3 separate regions of the Mus musculus genome follow, and all the other regions are linked to region 2. A link is a loop called in an ENCODE intact Hi-C map of the cell type or tissue named here. Cell type or tissue: left cerebral cortex. All regions are shown on one strand.

Region 1 (8,000 bases), 330 kb after region 2:
ACAGAACTAACCCTGTTCCTCTTAGTTGCCAGGCGAGAGGGCTTCTCTCCTGACAGGAGGCTCACCCTTTGGGCTAGGCTGCCTGATCCGTGAGCTTTTGGAATGTGTCCCCCAGTGCTGGGTCTACAGCCATGTATAGCCATGACCGGCTTGTTATGTAGGTACTAAATATTTGAACTCAGCTCCTCCTGCTTGCAGATAAAATGGTCTTACCCATAAAGCCATCTCTCTAACCATTCATAAATGTTTAAATTCACACTCTCGGGTTGATAAATGGCCTAGGTTGTCATGTGACAGGAACCCCTTATTGTTAATAATCTCTTCCCTAGAGACAAACACTTCTGTTGCTTTTGTCTCACTTTCTACCAGGGGCTTGCCTACATGGACACCAAACCCCCAAAAATGTTACTGAGACCTAAGGAGGAGAAACCAATGACCCTGTCTTCTTTTCCCTCGAGGGTGTGTCCTCAGATGAGTCATGTAACCCTCCGGGCTTCCGTTCCTTTATCTATAGTCAAGGCATTTGGACTCAATATTTTCCAGTCCTTGAATACTTTGATTTTTATCTTTTTTTTTTCCATCCAGGCAGTTTAGGAAGGGAAACAGGAGAAGTTTTATTTACTTTAAACTAGAGAATTTTCAAAGAGAGAAGAGTCTCAAAGGCTATCCAGCTACTCATCTACCCCAGGGCAGTTCTGTCCCCAGACTGTCCCTTCTAATTTTAGCCATCTCTGAGGAAGTCTCTTTTAACTTTTATCCTGAGCCCACATAGTTCTTCCCAGGAACTCAAGAGCTCTGTGACAAGCACTGTGAACTGCCCTGTTCCTCGGATTCTCCTGTCAAGTCACCTCTCCAGTATCTCGGTTGGAAATCAGAAGTCATACAAGAATGCGACAAGATCCACATGCCAGGTCACTTACCAAGCCCAGACCAGTGTCCCCATCCACGCCTCTGCACACGGACACTGCCCTAGCTCCAAGCCTCGTCGTTTCCCTTCTTAGGCCTCCCTCCACACTGCACATTGGTTGTGTGTTAGTATGCTACAGGCACTTTCATCTCAAACTTACAAATAGGACTATGAGCAGAATGGCCACACTCACCGCTCTCGGAGCCTAGTGAGTACGATTAGTCTAGAATTCCAGCAGAGTGTGCCAAGGAAGCCAGAAGCATCATGTGGGTTACTGCTAGCGGCAGGCAAGGGCTTCAGACCTGGACAGTTAAGGTCAAAGCCCAGCTCCCTTGTCACTCTCTGTTTAAGTCTGGGCAACCCCTGTCTATTTAGTTTTCTCATTTTTGAAAAGAATTTTAGTGCCTATTTCCTAGGTGGTAATAAAGATAAAAATCCCTTGGTACACATAGAACAAAACCTAGTCCACCATAATAGCACAGTTAATTGTTACTACACAAAACAACGTCTTCAGAAGAGCTCAGATGGAGGCCCACCTCTTCTTAAGTCCTTGAATGGCTGGCCAGGCATATGTATCTGGCTCAGCCTTTATCTGGCTGCAGGTGCTATCAGCTCAACTCCAAGGGTTCTCCACGCCCTTGTCTACTTGCTCCTCTAGGACTCTGTTCTTGCCGTGCCTCTGTCTGGCAAGTGCTATTTCAGCAAAGCCGCAACATCCTTTAAAATCCAATTCAGTGTGCTCACTAGCAAGATTTCCCTGATCTTCCACCCTAGACGCTTATAACCACAGCAAGCTTCAAGCCTCCACTTACCGACCCCTGTTCTAAATTATTGAGAGGTCTGTTTCCCACCCTTGAGCTCCTTGAGAAAGGGGCTGAGGTCTCACCCACTTTGGAACAAAAGTGCCTGGCACACATCTAGCCACCATAGAGGGGAGTGCACACCTCACGACTCATCCCGCACACCATCGCCCAACAGCCTGCAGCGCCGGGGGATATCAATGCGATCACTCTGCACTCGAGAGTGGTTGATGAATGTCCCCAAATTTTACTCGGTGAACACCATGTAAATGAGCTGTCATGTTCCTTCGCTTACAAAATTACTTGCCAATTACACTTAGATGACCCAGCATAATTGCCATATAAACTGTACCCTGGCTGGGGTAACCTGAATCATCAATTTAACTTTACCCTCTCATCATATGGTACTTAGCACACAATTAAATAAACGGCCAGTCACTGTACATTTTCCCAACAGAATGAAGTGGCTTTGTCATTGGTTCCTCGGTCACAACAATCTAGAACACACCTTCAACTATCAGAAACTGAAGGAGAGAACTTTGTGCATTTAAGAAATAATTTCCAAGTGTTTTTAAAAAATTAAAACCACGTGTTTGAAAAGTCTTTTTCTTGAAAACAGACAAAAAAATTTTTTTAAAAAGGCAAAAACCTTGTTCCTCCTAAAGAGACGCTGCTCCCAAGATCTCAGTTCATAAAAATGGCTCCAAGCCTTTGAAAGTGAGTCTAGCTCCTCAATCTATAATTTATTTCAAAGACTGTGTGTGTGTGTGTGTGTGTGTGAGAGAGAGAGAGAGAGAGAGAGAGAGAGAGAGAGCAGCTCAGTGAGGTTGACGCTCTTCCCTGATAGACTGGCTAATAACTTATGCAAGATGGAGATAGATGGGTGAGACTCTGAATGCTGACCGTGACTCTGAGTGACGGGATTTTCATTCGCTGCCCGGACGCTGCCTCCACACCTGACACAGGTAATCACATTGACTCCTCAGCTCCTCAGCATGGAGACATCAGGCCAAACGCGTGCTCAAACAGAGGTTCTGTCTGAAGGGACTATTTGACTTCCAGAACATACTGTTTGGAGGCCCTGATTGAAAAGAAGGTCAATGCTAGCCCAAATATCTCTCTACCCCCTGAGGTGGAATAATTGATGTGCGGCAGCCCTTAAGGATGTGGAGTCACCAGGGTGATGGATGGATATACGTATATTATTCACACGTACATCTGCTAATACACAGGTCCCAGTGCAAACACCAGGACTTAAGAATATTATGTGGATTTAGGACAATCCCTGAAGGACTCCGGTTCCATTAAAATCTTGTTTTGGCAGCCTGGGGCAGATCCATTCCAACTCCCACACGCTTTATGCATTCAAAAGGGGGAACCAAACCACTTTAAAAATAAATTTAATAAATTTTTGTAATGTCAAGTTATTAACATCCTGTCTAGTCATACAATGTTCATATTTTTAAGAAGTAATATTAAAGCTGCAGAGATGTTAACCCTTCTAATAGCTGAATTATCATTTTTATTTCCATTGTGGTTTTTTTTAATTGCTTTATCTTGCCAAAGGAGATGAATCACACCCCTACAAACAAAAGGAAACCTTCGGGTTCCCCCTTCTTGTCACAGATTCACTAGCCAAAACACAGAATTTCAACTTCTTTAAGAAGATGTGAGCCATTCCTACCATACACTCTTAAGTACTCAAGGAAGATGTGCAAAAGTCGCCCAAATAGGAGAGTCTTCCTCGCCTACCACTGCTAATGTCACCTTCCCAAAAGTCATCCCATAGGTAAATGTTCTCCTGGTTAATATAAAAATCTGAAGTTTTTACTATATATACCAGATAAACTGATTCAAGTTCCCAAAATTCCATGTGATAAGATGTGAGTCCCTGGTCCTTAATCAATGCCCTCAGCCAGTCCTGTGCATGGCCCACAGAACGCAAGGCCTGTCTGCAAACTTTTCTTCAGTGCTCAGTACACCATAGCTCTGGATGTGCTGTGCTCAATAAGCTCACCACTTCTCTGATCATCTAGTTAAAAGCAGCCATTACTGTCTGAGAAAAAAGTAAGCTATAAGTTAGTAAACTGGGCACTAACGATATTCAAAATCATGAGAATTGTTACATATTATGGCCTAAGAGCCCTTAAACCAAGCAGGAAGGAAGTGCAGTTCTTCCTGACTGGGAAAAGTAACACGAGTCTCCTAGACACACAGAATGAACCATGAGAGCACTGGAATGTGGTTATGACCGTCACATGGCCAAAATGAGCCTCCCTCTCTGCCTATGCCCCCTCCATGTCACAAGCAAAGGCAAAATGCCCGAATGCTGTAGTTCCTGACAGACCCCACCACCACCACCACAGCAAACGACTCAGGCTGGGTGCTGAGTATTTCAGATAAACAGGAGAAATGGTACCATATCCTGCTAAACACTCAGCCACACTTTAAACTGATGGGAGCCAAGGGACAAGCAAATGGAACGTCAGAGCACTCAGAAAGCTGTAGCCTTGCTCCTGAGGCTGAAGGGGGTGGTGGGCAACTGGGCCCAACGCACGCTCTGGGCTTTGAAGTCTGGCTGACTGAGCCCTGTTCCTGAGGAGCACAGCCCCACGGCAGGCAGCTCCTGTTCTTGTGAAGGAAGCTCAACTTGCTTAGGCCATGGCTGTCCGTCATCTCAGCAGAGAAGGGGAAGCAGGAAAGGTGAGCGGCAGGTGAAAAACAAACTCTTGTGATCTCTTAACTTCAAGCAATGAAAAATGGAGCAGAGGTAGACACAGGAGGGCCAGCAAAAGACCAGCAGTCAGAAGTGTTTGGGAACGCTGGTTTTTCTTGGGGTAGAAATAAAGGCGATTGAATCAGAAATGAAGCACAGAGATCTAGATGGTGATGGGAGACGTGTGCGTCTGCATTTTCTGATCATTCTCCTAACCAGACACGTCCGGTCCTCTAGTTAAATCCAATTGTGTTTATGAAGATCCGGGCGAGGGCACAATAAAGATGGGACCTCGAGAACAAGTGGAGTCTGGTGCTCCTCTGCCACCTTGTGGCAGCCAACACAAATTGCAGGCACTAATACTAGGATGAACAAAGAGGGTCAAAAGGCTGTGCTTTTAAAGTCCACCTGTAAATGGGGACTCAGATTTCCCACGCACAAACACGGATCTGCCTCGGTTCTTATTACCTACAGTGAAAGCTGTTCCTAGAGGATGATAGAGGTTTTTTTTATTACATGGGGTCCCTGAGCTGCTGCTGCAGGCTGCCTGGAAAAGGACAAGAAGGTTGTCTGCCAGTGTTAGACTGAATATTCGTGGAGCACGGTTTGAAAAAAGAAAGCAGAAATAAGGAAGAAGCTAAAGTGCCCATCATGACAAGATTTAATTAAATAAGCCGGGGCATGTCCACGTGATCAAACACTAAGGAGCTGTGAGAATGTACCGGAGTTCTTTTGTATACAGATGGAAACAGGTCTGTGGAAGCACTTTACTGACTTATATCCAACACGGACTTGCAAGTGTGCTCGTCTCACATAAAAGGGCTCCACAGAACACAGAGCAGACTGCCTGGGCTGGTTAGTCGGCAGGGTGGAGGTCTGTGCTTTTCGCTTTATGCTGTCTCACGTTGTTTGCTTTTCTCACTGAGTGTAGCGTGATGTTTCTCTTTAACTAGACATTGAGTGAAAGGCAGGGGCTGAATCGCGCTTCCTCAGTCCACACTACACACTGCTACATCTGTGGAGTGATGATGTCCCAGTAGCTTGGTGTGCGCGCGCACACACACACACACACACACACACACACACACCTGGCAGTGCCTGGAGGCCCGGCTCATGCGGAGAAGCATTCATCCATCTACACACCTCCCTGCATCTGAGTCTTTCCCACACTCAGTTGGGTGTAGTTCAGGGTGCCATAGACCAGAACAGGGCAGACAAAAAGATGTTGTCTGACATTTCTGACTGAACATGAGCGAGTCTCAAAAGCAGCTCTTGGTGTGAACCCCTGATTCGCCCTGTAATCTGCTCCTGTCCCCCTCCCCCAACCCACTCCCACTCACCCAGTATTCCATTCCCACTGCTCTGATGTTCTTGGGTTTTTGTTTTGTTTTGTTTTGTTTTGTTTTGTTTTGTTTTGTTAGAGACAGGGTTTCTCTGTGTATCCCTGGCTGTCCTGGAACTCACTCTGTAGACCAGGCTGGCCTCGAACTCAGAAATCCGCCTGCCTCTGCCTCCTGAGTGCTGGGATTAAAGGCGTGTGCCACTACCGCCCGGCTTGCTCTGATGTTCTTAATCTCCGAATCCACCTACAAACTCTTTGATCTTAAACTCGACCCTCTATATCTAAGGTTTTAGCTTTGATTTTCATGCCTGGTTTTGCCAGGTGCAGAGGTCCAGCATGGCTTCCCAAGTCTGCCTAAGTACAGGCACAAATTGTTGAGATGTCCCTGTACGTTTGGAAGAGACTTCTTGATGGTTTCCTTTCGAGATATTTTCCATTCACGGCACAGACAAGGGACTGCTTCCTTTGGTATTTAAGAAATGCATGTAAATCCAGAAGTAGAATAGTAATGACCCAACAGAAGACCAGACACAGATAATGAGCAGACAGACCCAAGGAAAGAAATGCAAACGATGCCCCCAAACATGGAGAAGGTGACAACCCCACCCCAAATGCTGGAAGCACAGTGGTCATCCCTGCTAACCACCGCATGGACAAGGCTAAGCAGTGTGCAACAAGCTTCAACAGCAGACGGCAGTGGGCGTGCTCAGCACGGAGCACACACCGCATCGTCTCCAAAGACAATCTAGTAATAGATGAAAGTTTTGAACGTGTATAGCCTTTTTAGCCAGAAAGTCTGAATGTAAGGACATGCTCATACCAAACAAGATGATTAAGGTCTGAGCATGTGCACAGAAGCATCGTTGGAGATAGAAGACTACACATAACCTAAGGGTCTAGCATAAAGGATTGCTTAAAGAAAATCACAGAGTACCCCAGATGGAAATACTGTTAAAGCCATCCAAAGAGGATAAAGTTGTGTTATAGTTACTGCTTTTGATCTGTTGCTAGTTTAAGCTGGGCACAAAGCACCGCACATATGTGTAGCTGTTTTTAAATACTTGGGATAATCGTGTGATGATATCAAGAAAGAGCAGAGAGCTGGTGTCTGAGAGGACAGGAGGGAGGCCTCTCCTCAGACCTTTATACTGCCACCCACTTCGAGTAGTTTCTGCCATGTCTGCACACAGCCAGGCAAAAATCCATCATTTTTGAAGAATGATAACTGCTTGTCCGTAGTAGAACATCAAATACTCTATTCAAGCCAGTCCTCTACTGTGATCATTCAGCTAAACTATGCCAGCCTGGCCTTACCCCCATGGGACTTGTGACTGACTCCTGTCACTCTTCTGCTTGACACAAAGCCAAAAGTTTCAGTACCCCTGAGAAACATTTGGCGATTTAAATCGTCACTTAGTGTCCCTTACTGTCCAGTAGCGCCCTTCAAGGCTCAAGTGGAGGCTCGACCTCACCTGACAGTCCCCTTCCACTCTTTTCCTCCATGACCCTCACCGTGATGTCCCTACCCCAGCTCTCTCCTCTCATTTGATCCAACAGAGTAATCTATGCCCTTCAAGGCCTTCATCTAATTATCTCTAGGAAAACATTAAACCTTTTCTCTGAACTCCTTCATTTATCTTATATAATTTTCCTGGTCAGGACTATATCGTATACCCTATGGTCATCTCTGTTCAATAGAAAGGCCCAAGAGAAGGCAGGTTCAAGCAGCGTGCTCCACACGGGGGCGGGGTGGGGGGGGTCTCATCCTGTGGATCGAGACCCCTTAGGAGATTTGGGAGGGTCAAAACCCAGAGGTTTACATTACAGTTCATAACAGTAGCAAAGTTGCAATTAGGAAATAGCAATGAAAATTCTTTTCTGGTTTAGGGTCACCACAACATGAACTGCATTAAAAGGAGGCAGTGTTGGGAAGGCTGAGAATCATTGCTCTAGCACCTCAGGATCTGCCTGGTTGCACGGGTGCTTCAGATATATGAACTAAAATCTTGAACCCATAGTCGCCATTGTGTTACACAGCTCTCACATATCAAATTGAAAATTACAAATGTTGCTTCTTAAGACAAGCATGGTGGTATCTGCTATTCTGGTACTCTGAGCTGGTGGCCAGCCTGAGCTACGTAGTGAGTTCCCTGACATCCTGGGCTACATAGTCAGAGAGTTCTTATAACAAACTTAAAACTGCCAGACAACATGAAATTGATCAATCCTTGTGCC
Region 2 (8,000 bases):
GTGTTAATAAGGGAAAACATTACTAGGAGTCATTCTAAACTCAGTGTGCTATTTCTGTAGATACTCCCATACATGATGTCCCTCAATATTATAAACGACCACTTCCCTACAATCCTCTATATCCCCACTCATGGTTGCTTCCTAGCACGCACGCACGCGCGCGCACACACACACACACACATACACACATATCACATACCACATACACACACACACATGCACACACACCACACACATACACATACCACACACCACATACACACACACACACACACACACACCACACACATACACACACACACACACACACACACACACACACACACACACCACACACATACACACACACACACACACACACACACACACACACACACATTGGGCTCTGATCATGGAAAATCCCACAACAGAGCAGGGGCCCTGGGAAGCAGACCTGATGTAAACAAATGAAATTATAGCATGCCAGTGAATCCCAGTCTAGGATCTCAAGCAGGGAATCAAAGGGGTCACTGAAATTTCTGCACTCTCATAAAACCACTTTGCTATACACAACTGCTGTGAAGAAGGATTGCGGAAGAGGCAAGAACAAAACTCATATTACTAAACCTATCAAACTGTCCTAATCTGTAGGTTATATTTAAAGGGCAATATAATTCTGATTTATTGCCAGGAAAAATGTTAATTATGTATAACTTCTGGCCAAAACTAAGTTGTACTATGTAGAGTGTGGGAACAATCATCCATGCCCACACCAAAAGAATGGACTTGGACACTAGTAGGGCAGTGGGATTAAATTTTCAATGGTGGTCTTGTAGGATCAGGTATCTGGTGAGCAAGTATAGCCATGGCTATTACAGCAAGCATTTTATCCCCTGGTATAAAGGGCTCTCCCTGACTTCCCAGTGACCTATTAGTACAGGGGTATATGAACTTTCTGAACAACTCCTAACCTTAATTCTTACGAGATGCTCCTATGTCCACATCTCTCAGCAAAGACTCTACTGCTCGTTCATCCTTCCCCCAAGATCCTGTTTGCTTAGGGACCTTCCAGATGCATGGACTTTGTCACATCAGCAAACCATTCGGCAAGTTTGGCTGCTAGTAATTTTCCACTCTGAGCTCAATTTCTAGTTTGAATGGAGGTAGTTAGAAGGCTTCTACAAGCACTTACTGGCTGTTAGGGCAAGGGCCCAGGACTGCTTGCTATCTGCAACTTGTAACTCTAAGGCTACCTAAGGCATCTTTGTCCTGAGAATGGACCATCCTATAATTTTACTCCTGAACATATGTATATTCCATACTATAGTATGATACACACACACACATACACACACACACACACACACACACATACACAAAACCTCTACTCACAGAATATCACAAATTGAGAAAAAGAACTCATGTAAGTTTTTCTTTTTAAAAGAGCATTAAATGATATTGATTCCAGTTAGTGCACCATAAAAAAAAATCAAATCTAATGAATGGCACATTGGACCTTTGCAGTATCTTTCTATATCTCTCAATTCATAAGTCAGAAATTAGGAGTCAGAAAGCATTCTGTGATGTGGGAGGGTCCTGTGCAACACAGGTCACTGTAACTCCTGACTCTGGAGCCCTGCCATCTAATATCCTCTCTGGTGGATCTATGATATGCCCATGCATTACAGTTCTTGTTGACAGCCTGTTGCCTTGGAAATATTTCATTATTTCAGTTTTTCCATTTGTAGACCCTTGGCCTTGTAATATGAAGGCCATCCTATTTCATATTTTCGATTATCATTTAAGCAATCTTGTGGAGCTATTTATATATATAAGCAAGAGTTAGACAACGCATATCATCATTTATCACTGTTTAAGCTAGCGTTGTAGGAATACCTTAGGAAAAGTGCCAGCCACCACCTCTACCTTTTAATGCCTTGCAAACCAGCATGGGCAGAACACATGCTTGACGCTGCTCTCTAATTTTCCTGGTTATAGGTCCATAGAGCGGAACAACTCTGTGGCAGTGCTATATAATTTGCAGCCTGTTAGAGTTTAAAGAAAATCAAACAAGTGTACATACACAAGGTTTTCAACTTACTCTTTCAAGCCCTAGAGCCATGTTCTCTGTATGTATGATTCAGAGACCTTCAAGGACTGCTAACTGTCATTAAAGACAAGTCTCTATGCACGGGATGTAAAGACAGAGTCTTTGCATACTACTATATTTGGGAGGTATGCCTGATAAATGCAAATGACACCTCTTCCTTAGTTTTGGTCATGGACATAACTGAAAAGCAGGAAAGCACTCATAAATAGCTGTGTGGCCAGTAAGTCAGGAACCACTCTTTAAATGAAACAAAAAACTTAAAACGTGTCTATGGAGGTTGGGGAGGGGACACATCATTTATTAACATATTTGTCTTCAGCTGCTCCTGCAGAGAAATAGTAATAACCACCCAGTTCCAGGGGCAAAGAACAAACCAAGGTGGAAAGACTGACTTAGTTGAAAGAGGGCTCTATGAAAAGCAACTTCCTTTTAAACCATCTGACTTCTCATTTCTCATTACAAAATGAAAACAACTTATACGTGTGACTTTTACACTTAAACGTGTTAAGAGCATTTAAAATCCTGGTAACAGAGTGAATCCTCGGAGCATAAAACAACTGTTTGGATAATGGACCAAGTTTGTAGCTATTACTGTTTCAAACAGTTTATAACTTCTTCCTTCCTCTCTTCTATAATGTCCCTTCTGTCTCCTACGGACTTATTAGTCCTCCCTTGCCCTATAGGTTAAAGTTTCTTAGATCCAACCTTTAAAGGGACAGCATCCAAGCTGAACAAGAAGATGCTATTAAAGGGCATTAAATTAAACATAGTATATCCCCCTACACCTTCAATCAGAATTTCAGACCAAGTGTTATTTAGTTCGGCTCTCAAGTGGAGCAGAATAACAAATCGCACACTTTGATTTACCTTCCTCGAATGCCAAATGGAGACAGGTGATAAAGGACGCACTCATGCACAGGCTATGAAGTTTCCTCTAGAAATTAATTCTATCTTCAAGATTCCTATCTCAGAGAAATTCCCAAAATGGCACACAAATAGGCCTCAGCTAGAGAGATTACTGGGGCAATCCTAGCAAATGCATTTACTACCAGCAGAAAAGGGAAGAAAGTAACTAGGAGGAAAGGAAGGAGAAAGGGAGGCAAGGAGGGAGAGGAGGAGGAGGGAAGGGGGATGGGCAAGGCAAATGGGGGGATGGGGTCAACTGTAAATTGATTTCAAAGTATTTATCACCTCGTTACATAAAAGGCACCATTCAAAGCTTTGCACAATGATCTGAGAATAGATTTCTGTCTCTAAAGGGTAAAATGTTTAAGATGTTAATTCTTCATGAGACACAAATATTAAGAACTAGATGTTCATTTTCAGCTATCTTCAGATGTGTGATTTTCTAGTTTCAAAGTAATCATTGATGAGCACAGCATTTAACATCTTTTAAAACTAGATGGCATATGACTCCTCCAGTACACGGAGTTTCATAGAATTAGCTAAGACTTTAGAATAAATCGACTATGTGTCTACTTTTTAAAGCTGTTTGCTTAATCCTACTCCGTCTGCTGTCTTTTTTTAAAATGAAAATAATGTATAGCAGGAAAAAAAATAAAACTACCAAAATGGCAGGTTTTTAAATGAACAGTTCTCTGAGTGTCCCTCCGTCTTCGTTTGCTACACTAAAGCTATGCTGTATTCAAAATAAAACTATCCATATGATAACCGAGTCTTGCATCTAAGCACTTCTCTTCTCTCCGCTTCTTTTCAAATTCTCCTAAGCCTGTGAGGAAAGTAACCGCTTGCTGGGTGGGGGTGCACAACTCTGTATTTGTTTTCTTCTTGAATCAATGGGTAACATTTCATACTTCCTACTGAGCCTTTCCTCTTGGAGACAGAAAGAGATATTCACTTTGCTCAAACCGATATGCTATACGCAATTAATGTCATTAACGCTGTCAATTAATAGCAAATAGGCTTCTAAACAAAGTAGGCTGGGTGGACAGCGGGAGGGAAGCACATCGGAGCTGGGGGGCGGGGTTCAGTCACTCTGAAACCTAACAATGCTGTTCACGTAGGTTGGTTAGGGATGTTTTGAACACAAACTCCCTTTCCCTTTGGCTCTAGTAGTTTAACTAACTTCAGACAGATATGCTCCACTGAGCCCCTCGCCTGGATATGCAATTCTCACCAGGAACTTTTTCAAACACAGATTCCCCAAACAGTAACTAACGGGGTAGAGATGCTCAGACCACTGACGTATTTTGGATCTTGCTGTTTGTTTGCTCATTTAGACTTAAGGGGTTTCTTCTTTCTTTTTCTTTCTCTCTTAATTTTTTTTTTCCTCCTGGAGAGGGGGTGGAGAGAAGGGGAGGGCGAGAGTGGAGGGCAGAGTCGGGGACCCACAAGTTGCTGGGCTCAGGGCAGCGGCAGCGGGAGGCGGCGCGCCTGGCTGCGCCCGCCCGGCCTAGCAGCTCTCGGAGACGGCCCCTGGAGCCCTGCGCTCGCCTCCCGCCCCGGCCTCCTCCCCCTCCCCTCACCCTCCCCAGCTCATTCCCTTCCTAGAGAGCAGCTGCAGCGGGACCTGCGGCGGCCGGGGGATTCCCGGCCCCCACCCTCCCTCCCGCGGCTCCCGGCACACACAGCTCTTTTGGGGTTGTTTGTCTTTTTTTTTTTTTTCAATCTTTTTTTTCCTCTCTCTCTCTCTTTCTTTTGCTTTTTTTTTTTCCTCCTTTTTTTTCTATCAGCGAGTCACTCCATTCGCCGAGCTCAGGAGGTGCGACTTGCTCGCCGCCCGCCGCCGCCAGAGCCCGCTCGCTGCCGCAGCCGCCGCGGGCGGACAATGCGCTGGGACCGGGCAGCGCAGCCCCCCGCCCCCGGGACCGCGGGGCCGGGTCCCCGAAGCGGGCTGCGGAGGGAAGCGAGCCCGCCCCCCCGGGGGGCGGCGGCGGCGGGAGCTGGGCGCGGGCGGCAGGTTCAATAAACAGAAAAGTGTTACCGTTCTCGCCTGGAAGGATCCTGCTGAAAGCTGGGCTTGGTGGGCGCCATCTTCCTGCAATTTTTTTTTCCTCTCTTACTTTTTGCCTCGCTCCCCCCTCCCGGGGCGGGGGGCGTGGGGAGGGCGGGGGTGTGCGTGTGCGTGGGCTGGCGGGAGAGAGTGCGGGCGTGCGCGGCGCTCGGGGGCCCCGGCGGGCGGCGGCCGTGGCCGTGGCCGTGGCGGCGACGGTGGCGGCGGCCGCGCTGCTGAGCCTGGGAGGCTACGGGAAAGTAGTGGGGCCCGAGCGTCGCCGGCGGCCGGACGTCCCCTCGCGCCCGGAGTGCTCCCAGCCGCAGCTCGCCGCCTCCTCGGCTGCCCGCGCCTGGTCCTCCCTCTGCTCGCCGGCCGCCTCGGTCCATGCGCCGCACAGCGCCCGCGGCCCGGGCCGCCCCGGCTCCCGAGACATGCCCGGCGCGGAGACAGGCGGCCGGCGCGGGCGGCGGCGGAGGAGGGGCGGGCGGCGGGGGAGGCGGCCGCGCGGTCCCGCGGGCAGCCCGGCCGGGGCCTCCGGGTGCTCGGGCCGGCGCGCGGCCGCAAGCCCCCTCGCCGCAGCCACCGGGCTCGGCCGGCGGGCAGGTGGGGGAGCACACCCTCCCTGCAGGGGGCGGCGGGGGCCTAAGAGTGGAGGGACCCAGAGAGGGAGGACACGCGGGGGGGTCCCAGCTTGACCACTGGGAAAGTATTTCTGGGCATTTTCCAGTTGCTTTGCTCCAGAGCTCTCTCTTCTCCTGCAAGCTGATACACACCCCCTTCCCCCTCCCCCTCCTTCGCTTCTCCCCCACCCCCTCTCTCTGTGTGCCTCTGCGCTCGCTCTCTTCTCTCTCTCTCTCTCTCTCTCTCTCTCTCTCTCTCTCTCTCTCTCTCTCTCTCTCTCTCTCTCTCTCTCTCCTTCTCTCCTTCCCTCCTTCCCTCCCTCTCTCTCCCGCCCTCTCTCTCATTTGGGGACTGGGAAGCTTGGCTGCTGGCGCAACAACGCCACTCAGTTGCAGTTTCAAACACTTCCCTTCTCTAGAGTATGCCAGCCTGCAGAAAAGAGAGAGTGGGGTTTATAATGCCAGGAGAGTAGGCTGGACTATCTTCAGGGACAGTGGAAATAAAAGCGTGAGGTGATGAGTCTTGAGCTGACCCAGGCCAGCAGGCCCAACTGCCCTGAGCCTCTGAGCACGGATGCAGGACTTGCACCTTGTGACTCTGGCGCCCTCAGCCAGGAGCCAGAGCCAGAACATCTGCATTTTCCACACCCGTACAGATATGCAGACCCCAGGGTTCATAGGCCAATCCGCAGGCGCTGAGACGCAGTTACATACAAATGCCTTTGCAGAGCCAAGTCCCGGTTCCTGGGACTGGATTGCTGGCCTCTGGAATCTAGTCTAGTCGCCTCCCATGGAAGCCTAGAGAAATGGCTACTCAGTGCAGAGCTAGATGGATATTTTTTTTTACCTGGAGAAACCCCGGGCAGTCATTTATCCACTATGCCACTCTGCAGAATGGGGACAGCTCCTTTTGCAGACTAGGGCCAGTTCTGTATTAAGCAGGCAAGACAGACACCCAAGACTGTTCCGCGTTGAACAAATGGAAGAGTCTGGTGGGAAACATCATTCGTGAGTGAAGCTTTGCCTTCTGCTTTAAAGTTGGGGTGGGGGTGCTCAATGAGTGTCTCCTTGTGTGCTACCCTTCCAGTTAAGTAGGGAGGGGATTCTGAACTGCTACTGGATTCTTAAGTGTGGTGACAGAGCTGCAATATCTTCACACTATTGAAGACTCTCTGGAGTAGTTAGTAGGCGCTACAGGTAGGAGAGATAGGAGTTGGGAAATGAATTGGAGCAATGATGAGTGTTGCCTACAAGACAAATGGGGGCTAGCAAAGAAGAGAGGAGTTAACCAGTTGGAAGTTCTGGTTCCAGGAGACAGTCCAGGGCAGTTCTGCCCTGAGGTGACAAATAAGAGAAGTTTGTGCTCTCTCAACAGGCAGGCCACTGCTTAAAAACCCACTCCTGTCACCCCTCATCAGATCCCCAAAAGTACTTTAAAATTCTTAAACGTTATTTCACAATTCTTTTTAGCAAAACGTCCAGGTCTCCGGGAGGAAATTAAATCTACTCCTCAGAGCCCCGAAGCCAGTCCTGGTGACTCCTAGTGCTGGTGAACTACGAAAGGAGACTCCTGGCTTAGACCTTACCTCCAACACCTGCCAATAATCTTCTTGCCCAACTCTTCTGCCCCCAAATTAACTAAAATTAAAGACAGTAACAGGTGTCAGGAGATCTGAGTAACACCATGGGAAGAAAACTGCATTTCACTACTATCATCTTACCTTGTCAGTATGAGAGAACACTTAAATCAAAGGAAGCCATAATTCACTCCAAAGGAGAAAGTTTAGAGGGTTTGGTGGGTTTTTGTTTTTGTTTTGTTTTGTTTTGTTTTTCACCCCTGTCTTTAGAAGACCAGTGGGTTGAGGTTTAACAAGTGGCCTGAAACCCAACAGGAACCTTTAAAGGGAAGTGTTGAGGCAGGTGCTTGGGGGTGAAGTGGGGGGATGACTTCCCCTGGATACTCCTGAACCCCCAAATCATCTTTTTCTTCTAAAGGACAATGCCAATGCTGAGGGGGAAAAACCCTAAAAGCGGGAGATTCACGACAGCTCCTTATGCCCAATTTACATCTTTTGGGTCAGCTCAAGTTCCTGGAGGTCCCTGGAATTGTCCAAAGGCCATGTGACATTTCTGACCCTTGAATCTCTTCCTCAGAGACCACACTATTGTCACTATTGCCTACACTTCCTAGTTAAAGTGACCGCCAGATCCTATTGTCATTTAAATGTTTTATAAAAGACAAAAAAAAAAAAAAAAAAACCCATACCTGAACCATGAAATGGGGAAACTGAATTCTTTACTGGTGTTCTGCTTTTGAAAGATGCCCAGATCTTTT
Region 3 (8,000 bases), 810 kb before region 2:
TAGGGTTTCTAGTAAGCGCTGCCAGGCAATGGGATGAAGACTGAGGGCAGACATTCCTGAACAGTGGAAGAGGAACATGGAGCGGGCCCAGAAGTGAAGCGTTGCTTGAGTAAGAATAATCCTTTCTGGCTAAGAAGGTGGGAAAGAAAAGCCAATTTAGGAGTTTGTCTTGTGCCAAGGAATGATTTTTTTCACTAGATTTCTAGCCTGCAAAATGGCACCCGTGAGTGACTCAGCCCACGGGCATCAGTTTCCTGTAGTCATGGTGCCACGGGGTCTCAAAGATCATGTGTCTCCCATTCACTGGTTGTTCTTATTAATCTCAGGGTGGGTCTTCAGGTCATCCATGAAAGATCTACCACACATGAGACCAAGGTGTGGAAGCCTGAAGGCTGGCCTTTGATGCCCAGACCGCTTTCTTCCTATCCATAAGGAATTTGATGAGCTAGAGTTACCAAATGCTTGTGGGCTGTTACTTTTCAGCTCAGGGGTAGATTAATAATGTTGATCCAAACTCTTCTCCTATTCCTTGATATTTCTGCCATCACAGGCAGAGTGGGAAGCCATGAGGTAGTCTAAAGGACTCTTGTAGAAATTACACAGTAACCAATAAAAATAGATAAATAAATAAATACCATTGTGTGTTTCTCAAGAAAATACACAATAACCAGTAAATAAACCCCAGGGAATGTGAATAACAAACATAGATACCCTCAGAGCTCTATGATGCACCAACATGGTAGACATGGCGTCTAACCTATAGTGAATGTTTACTGCCATTTATTTCTTCATAATGGCACCACCACTTTTGCCCAGCAAAAGAGCATCTGTGTCTGGTTCTATTTTCTGTTTGTCACAGGTAGTTTCATAGCTTTCTATAGTAGCAGTAGTGACGATTTCATAGAAAGACTTCAGAGAACAGATTCCTTGACATTGGGGCCTCCATGAAAAGATCACAACCAAAGGGGACCATCCGGTCCTCATGAAAATCAGCCCTCGGAGAAAGCCACACTAAACACACACACACACACACACACACACACACACACACACACACACGCTGGAGAGATGGCTCCACAGTTAAGAGCACTGACTGCTCTTCCAGAGGTCCTGAGTTTAAACTCCAGCAACCACATGGTGGCTCACAACGATCTGTAATAGGATCTGATACAGATCTGGGCGGTAGTGGTGCACGCCTTTAATCCCAGCACTCAGGAGGCAGAGGCAGGTGGATTTCTGAGTTCGAGGCCAGCCTGGTCTACAAAGTAAGTTCCAGGACAGCTAGGGCTACACACTGTCTCAAAAAAACAAAACAAAACAAAACAAACAACACATACACTTTTACCTTTAGAGAGAAAGGATAGCAGAAGAGGTCAAAAAAGGAAACAAGAAAGCAGATAGATGAAAACCCTCGTAAGTGGCATCCATTAAGGCCTCTCTAGAGCAATAATCATTAGCGTCTGATTGATATGGTGTAGAAAGCAAGCACATTCATGCCTCCAAGCCATCACCAAAGTGTGCAGAGCACTGAAGGGCCGGTGTGCTGATGAGTTCTGCTTGTTAACACTGCGGCCAGCCCCATTCGGCTGTCTCTAAGAGAAATGGGACTCAGGTAGCCTTTGTCGAAATTATCAGCCAAAGGGCACCAACTTCCATTCATTAGCTCTACTGGAAGGTTTTCTAGTCAGTGCACATGTGGATCCTGCTTGGTGCCTTTAGGACAACAGAGGCCTAAGAGTGGAATTACGGTGGTGGGCGGGAGCCAAGTGCCGTGATAGCTCTGTGACAAGACCAGTAGAGAACGTTCCTGAAGGCTTGCCCTCAAACCCAAGCCATCCAGTCACTTTACGGCTTGTTGGAATCTCAGTTGAAGAACAGACTTAAGGAAAGGGAAGGAAAAGGTACCTTGTACCAGCATTTAGGAAGCAGTTGAATTTGGACTGCTATGATACAAAGTTTAAAAACATAAAACTTGACTAAAAGCCCAGAGTGGCAGGCAAAGGAGTTACTATCATCGTCGTCGTTGTCGTCATTATTATTATTTTAATTACACTGAGATTACCAGTGCTCTGGCAAAGTGGCTCATCTTGCTTACCAAAATTTGAGTATCCAGAGAACAAATACCTGTGCAGAAGGTTGAGGAGATCAAAACGATGGAATGCGTAGGAAGCAAAGGGTCCGTGCTATTCCCCTCTGGCTCTGTTTGCTTCCCCAGGGACTAGAGTGCAAGGGCAAAGGTGGGGGCATAAGGAGATGATTTCTAGGATGCAGCAGCTTTAGGCAAATGTCTCTGGGTGGAACTTGTCCCAGGAAGGAGAGCAGCTCTGGGGACAGGGCTGCCCAAAGACTGACAATCTGAGATTTAGTGGGCTTTGATCATCTCCCATTTCTTTGAATCTTGCAGGAAGCAGAGCACCCTGCCTGTCCTTGTCCCTGTCCGAAGACAGTGCTCATGACCTGCCGGCTATTAGCCTCAGTGCATGCAGTTTATAACGAGAGAGAAATGTAATGGAAAAGGTACCTAAGAAGATAATTCACCCAGATGATGTTCTTCTCATTTGCATTCTTCGCATTAATAGCTATGGTGGCACTAGACTGTATCCAGATGTAGCCTCCATTCTTCTGCATCCAGCGGTAGTACTTGGTCACACACTGACCCTTATTCAGCACTGGGGTAGGGTAAAGAGAGATAAAACAAAACAGAAGGTGTAGTATTAAGATGGGGCATAGAACGGTTTTCATTTCTGCCCAACCTGAGACCAAAGCTTGGGGAGCCCAGCGTATGCCTGACTTAAGATGCTATTAGCACAAATGAAATCAACATCTCATTGGAGCAGCAGCTGCCTAGCTGGGGTTCCTGGCATCTGTAGTGAGGCTATATTCCCTTCTGGGCAGCCGTGGTGGAAAAGGAAGAATAAAAGGGCTACTAATCTTTTTGGCTCAGAGCACACCTAATGTGGTGTGGATATTGTCGGTGGGTTTAACATCAGATGGTAAGAAAGGCAAATCTCTGCCTGATTTATGCATAGCTCCTCCGAGTTGCCCTCCTTGAGATTCTGGTTATCTGAATGGTTCTGAAGATGCCTTCCCCCCCCCCCCCCCCGTCTTTGATCACTTCCCTTCAGCCTGAGCAATATCAAACCCGTGTCCTTAGCCATCCGTTCCTTTTGATCTTGTCCTACAGAATTTATAGTCCTTGGATGAAGTAAATTTACATTGGTCAGCCAGGGTAAATTGTGGTGAGACAGCTGAAGGTTGGAACAAAATATATCCCCGGGTTGAGTCAGAGAGAGACACTGGCCTAAGAGAGAGAGGCACAGCACTGACTTGACTTGAGCCAAACAGAGTGACAGCTCCAGCCAGACGCTGAAATATGGCACAAAATGATGGAACAAGTAAAAACAATCAGGAATGTGAACCGGTGCCTTTAAATACCCACTGTAAGAGAGCTTTAAAATGCAGATGTTTAAAAATGATAGTCTAACCAGAATCTTGCCAAGTTGAAATAGATTTGATTTGTATCTGGGTTCTCCTGAGCTAGTAAAAAGGGAAACTGTAGTAAATCACCCCCTAAATAAAGTGCTATGGAGGGGAATGGTTTGAGAGTATGCAGGGAAGGCTCTGCTTCAGGACGTGGAGACCACTGCTCACGCCCCCACAAAAGCTCACCAGCCTGCCGGCCACTAGAGGGCAGTGCGCACTCGTCTACATGCCCCACTTTTGGCATGTCCTTGTCTCCGTCTGCTAAAATGAAAAACCTCTAACTGCTGTAATAAATTTGGCTAAATTAGCTGCTAAATGGTTATCTCAAGTAATATGTATTTGCATTAATCATCTTGCTCTAAACCAGAACAAGCCAGAGTCCTAAAGACGTAGTAAATTCATATTGTCCATTTAATTACGGCTAATAAGTGCTTCATATACAATAGTTTCATGAAGTACATTTTGATTTTTTTTTGGGGGGGGGTGGATGGAAAAAGGGAGTCACTGTGGGAAAGAGTAACATTCCAGGCGGGTGAACCTCTTCCTTCATCTGAGAGTGGCCACTAATCAACCCCTACGTTCTGCATCCATAGTGGACAGACTTTCATGTTTTTCTCCCATTCTCCCCCCTTTTTTCTCACGATATGTTAAATGAATGGTTGTAAAATTTAATAATTATGTCTTCACTGTTGCTTGAAAAAGCCCTAATAAATGCTTCACACAGGGGCAAGTTTTGTTCTAAAGCTACTACCCAATGCAGGGCGTTGGAAGGCTGGGGGGCCATCACCTGCCCTTGGTGGTGGACTTCCACAGGTAGCATTGTGCCCTCCTTTTGTTGGTGACAGTAAGTTCTGCCATTCTGTATGCATGGCTTTCCAGGCTACCAAACTCCTAGTGGAGGCAGAAAGTGGTGAACTGCCAGGCGTACCACACGGCTCTCCTGTTAAACCGCCGTGGCATGCAACACAGGGTGCTCTCATTCAGAGCTGCTGGGCCTGGGTGACTTTTACCTGAGGACAGTGGCTTGCGCAAGTCTATGCAGAGGAAATCACCACACTCCAATCTGGTTGGTGACATAGTTCTTTCTATGTGCTTTCTAAGCAGAGTAAAGGATGATTCCTAATGGTTTTAGTATTTTTAACAAAGACAAAAAGACTAAAAAAAAACCTTTTTGCAGAATCATGTGAAAAAAAAAATTGAATTGGCGAGCAAGGCTGGCATTTCTTGGGTGGAGAATCTGAACCAGAGTGGAACCCAGAACAGGCAACAAACAACAGAAAACACCAACTCTAGAATATAGAGACTGAGAGGGTTAAATCGAAGAAACAAATAAGATCAAGTTAGAATGTAAAGAATCAACAGAATGACCACTCCACCCCCCATGCGGCTCCTCACTTAAAAACACCAACCTTCCTGACAGTTTTCAGATAAACACGTTTCTAATACAAAGAGCTGATGCAATGCTGTCTTTAGACAACGAGGGAGGAGGGCTTGGTCTGCTTAAAGGGCATTTGCTGAGAAGATAAATACAAATTTATTAGGGTCCATGAATACATTAATTCAGTCTTTCATTAAATCCAGGCTCAGGGATGCCTCGCCAAGAATACATTCCTGAATGACAAAGAGGCAGACAGGTGACTTCTGATGTGAAGAGGAGGCCAGGTGAAGGACTGAACACAAGGATTTCTTCCGCTCAGCACTGTGGCTGTTCTTGGGTCACTGGTGAATGGCACAGGTTTCAGAGGTCATAGTGCACAACTGAAGACAAGCAGTCTCTGGGTCATAATTGTTCCCTGGACTGGTCTTTAACAGAATTTGCCAGGGTCACCATCTTCACATGGTCTTCAGTGACAACTCAAGGGCTGGTGTTTTCTAAACGGGACCTCCATATACCGTTGGAATCCACAGAGAAGATCTGATGGTAGTTTCAGGAGGGAATGAAATGTTGACCAAAATATTACCTAAGTTTCCTTTTGTTTTTAAGTTCATATAAAAGAAGTTCCCAGAGTGCCTTCTTTCATACTGAATCAGGGATACTTTTTGCTCTAACTTCTTACAGAATATAAATTTATAACTTTGGGATGAAGCTTATTTCTTGGAAAAAAAAATCATACTGGCAAATCATTTGGATCATTCCAGCTGTGCCAGAGGCAGGATCTGACAGCTTTTCCTGAGCTCATGTGGCCCTAATCAGCTCAAGAAGAAAAGCCATGTTGGTGCCAGTTTGAAAGAGATTTTTAGTGTGTAATAAATTAGAGAACTTGAAAAATACAAAAAGGAAAAAAAAAACCCTAACCCTTTTGGATTCTCTGTTATCTAGTAGCTGCTGCTGTTGTTTTTGAGTTATGGGTTTGAACAGTAGGGAAAAATGAGGGGATATTTAAGTCAGCCTTCTTCACAAAGCTCCTTTTGTGGAGGAAGCCAGAAATAAGTACAACATAAGTTAGTTGATATGGCAGTTCTAAAAAAATAGAGTATGTACACACACGCACACACGCACAAATACACACACACACACACACACACACACACACACACACACACACTACAGCAAGAAGGAAGTACAGGGAGAGGAAATACCCAGGGCAATTGGTTTTTCCTGTGGCATCTGTGCCCTGTGGCTTGGGCACTGCTGACACACACGATCTGGCATCTTTGTGGCTTGTTTTAATGTGTACATTCTACTGTCAAGATTCCCAGGCTGGTTGCCTTGTGTACCCCTCAATGGAACTGACTGTCCACATCCAAACTTCTATATAGTTCTGTCTTTTAAGGGTATGCAGTTGAGGTATTAGTTTTTATTTAAAGATCTCAGAGTTTCCATGGCTTTTTCTTAGATTTTTTACAAGACATCCATGAAGACACGAGGAGGAGAAGACGCAGGTTTACCTAGGTTTCTTGAATGATCCAGGCTTTATTTTCTTCCTTTTACTTTTAGTCTAGGGGAGTATCAGTAGCCATTGGTGGCTGATGCTCTGAGAACTGCCCCCCTCCCCCACTTCCACACAGAAGGCACCAGACAGGCTGTGTCCCTGAGGAGGCAAGCTGACCTTACATTTGTGTAAGAAGAAAACAGTTCTTGTGTTCTCCTGATTCAGATCTGCCCATCTAGCAAGTAAAGAACCATCATTGAGGGTCTGTTTGTCTTTTAGTCAAAACACTACCCGATGCCCTATTGGGCAGGGAATGGCAGATGACATACCCCAAAGCCAACTGTGAAGGGATTACATTGTAAAATATGTGACCTTTGATAGTCACCCCTCCCCCAATAAATGACAGATGATAAGCTTTCCTGAGCATCCTTTTAAAATGTCACTTGATCTCTTGACTCAAGACCATAGACAAGAATGCTCTGTTTGTAAACAATACTCACTTCACCCCCAAACCCCACAAACTTCGTTGCCTTGGGGTTTGCACACTGTTCCCAAGCCAAGGATTTACATTTCCTTGGGAAAACTTTGTCCACAGACAGAGACAGTGACTGAAAGGATACAAAAGAAGCCAGTGTCTGCAGCGGGGATATCAGTCTGTTACCCTAACAGATTGGTACATATTTGTCTTTAGAGATATGAAGTGGGGAAAAAAAAAGGAGAGAATGTGGTGTCTTCCTATTGGGCTGTTGTACAAAACCAAGCCAGGGTCTAAACAGTGAGTGAGTTGTGTCTCATGGAGTAGTAAGCAGTGCACTGAAGAGACGAGCACACATCAAAGCAGGCATTTAGCACCGCGCCTCCCAGAAGGACGTTGAGAGGTTTGCATATGCGTTAAAAAGCTGCAGTACTTGGTGTACTCAGGTAAGTCTAGAGTAACTAGGAAGTGGTGAGCTCATCGGGCAGGCCAGGCCTCACATTCACAGGATTGAACAAGGAGCTTCATTATCAGCATGCACTAGGAGGACACATCTGCACAATTCTTACCCCCTCACGGAGCTACCTCCATCAGTAGCGGTGGAGTGGAGAGACTGGAGCCTTTTGCTTGGGATTCAAAAATGATTTTTCGAATGCATTGAAGTGGAGTGTGTGTGTGTGTGTGTGTGTGTGTGTGTGTTTAAGTAAGTAAGGATGTGTGTGCTAAAATCATGCTTTCTACTTAATTCCACAGTTGGGTGCTTAGCTGTGGCCACTGGTTTTCTTCTTTCTACATTCACAAAACTGGCAGATGAAACATGAAAAAGAATACTGACTCTTTAATCTCTGCTTCTTCACCTAAGGCCCAAGGCAGGCTGACAGGAAACTTCATTCTGGAAACAGAATTTTTGAAAAAAAAAAAAAAAAATTCTGGATTACTTTTTTTTTTTTTTCTCTCCTCTGCTTTTGAAAACTGTAGCCTACTGGAGAAAGAACCTGACGCAAGCCTAAGACAAGAACAAATTTCTTTATCTAAAAAGTTATAGTCCTTGATGCTTACAGGAAGGTCACTGTTAAGGTTCACATGGGAGACGGCGTTGTAGCTGAAACCGTGTTAAGTGCTTTATTTACTTGCGATGAGGACAGTTTTTCATTTAGAACCACTCAGAG

What was found. Peaks named below come from ENCODE experiments on the same cell type or tissue, not always from the same donor. Only the 100,000 strongest peaks of a DNase experiment are listed, where the experiment ranks them.
Region 1: a loop joins it to region 2, with 4 times the contacts of the local background. A loop is called at or near these places in 11 of 42 quality-filtered maps.
Region 3: a loop joins it to region 2, with 4 times the contacts of the local background. A loop is called at or near these places in 10 of 42 quality-filtered maps.

Annotation. Positions count from the first base shown.
Region 1 is chr12:52,915,871-52,923,870 of GRCm38, reverse strand. The region is part of intron 5 of Akap6 (A kinase (PRKA) anchor protein 6); the gene reads right to left. Among named protein-coding and RNA genes, the nearest start is that of Gm51971, 120 kb to the right of the region's middle. In left cerebral cortex, a CTCF peak has its summit at 4,759 (motif pointing left); a DNase peak (open chromatin) is centred at 4,682.
Region 2 is chr12:53,250,129-53,258,128 of GRCm38, reverse strand. The region is part of intron 1 of Npas3 (neuronal PAS domain protein 3); the gene reads right to left. Gm51419 (a long non-coding RNA gene) reads right to left here and starts at 4,990. Exons shown (of 2, transcript XR_003950183.1): 1 at 1-4,990. In left cerebral cortex, CTCF peaks have their summits at 4,533 and 4,825; DNase peaks (open chromatin) are centred at 5,104, 5,796, 6,106, 6,434 and 3 more places; H3K4me3 peaks cover 2,858 bases; H3K27ac peaks cover 1,010 bases.
Region 3 is chr12:54,056,652-54,064,651 of GRCm38, reverse strand. Npas3 (neuronal PAS domain protein 3) reads right to left here. Exons shown (of 12, transcript NM_001370962.1): 10 at 2,522-2,669. Among named protein-coding and RNA genes, the nearest start is that of Gm35818, 81 kb to the left of the region's middle. In left cerebral cortex, a CTCF peak has its summit at 3,682 (motif pointing right); a DNase peak (open chromatin) is centred at 3,684.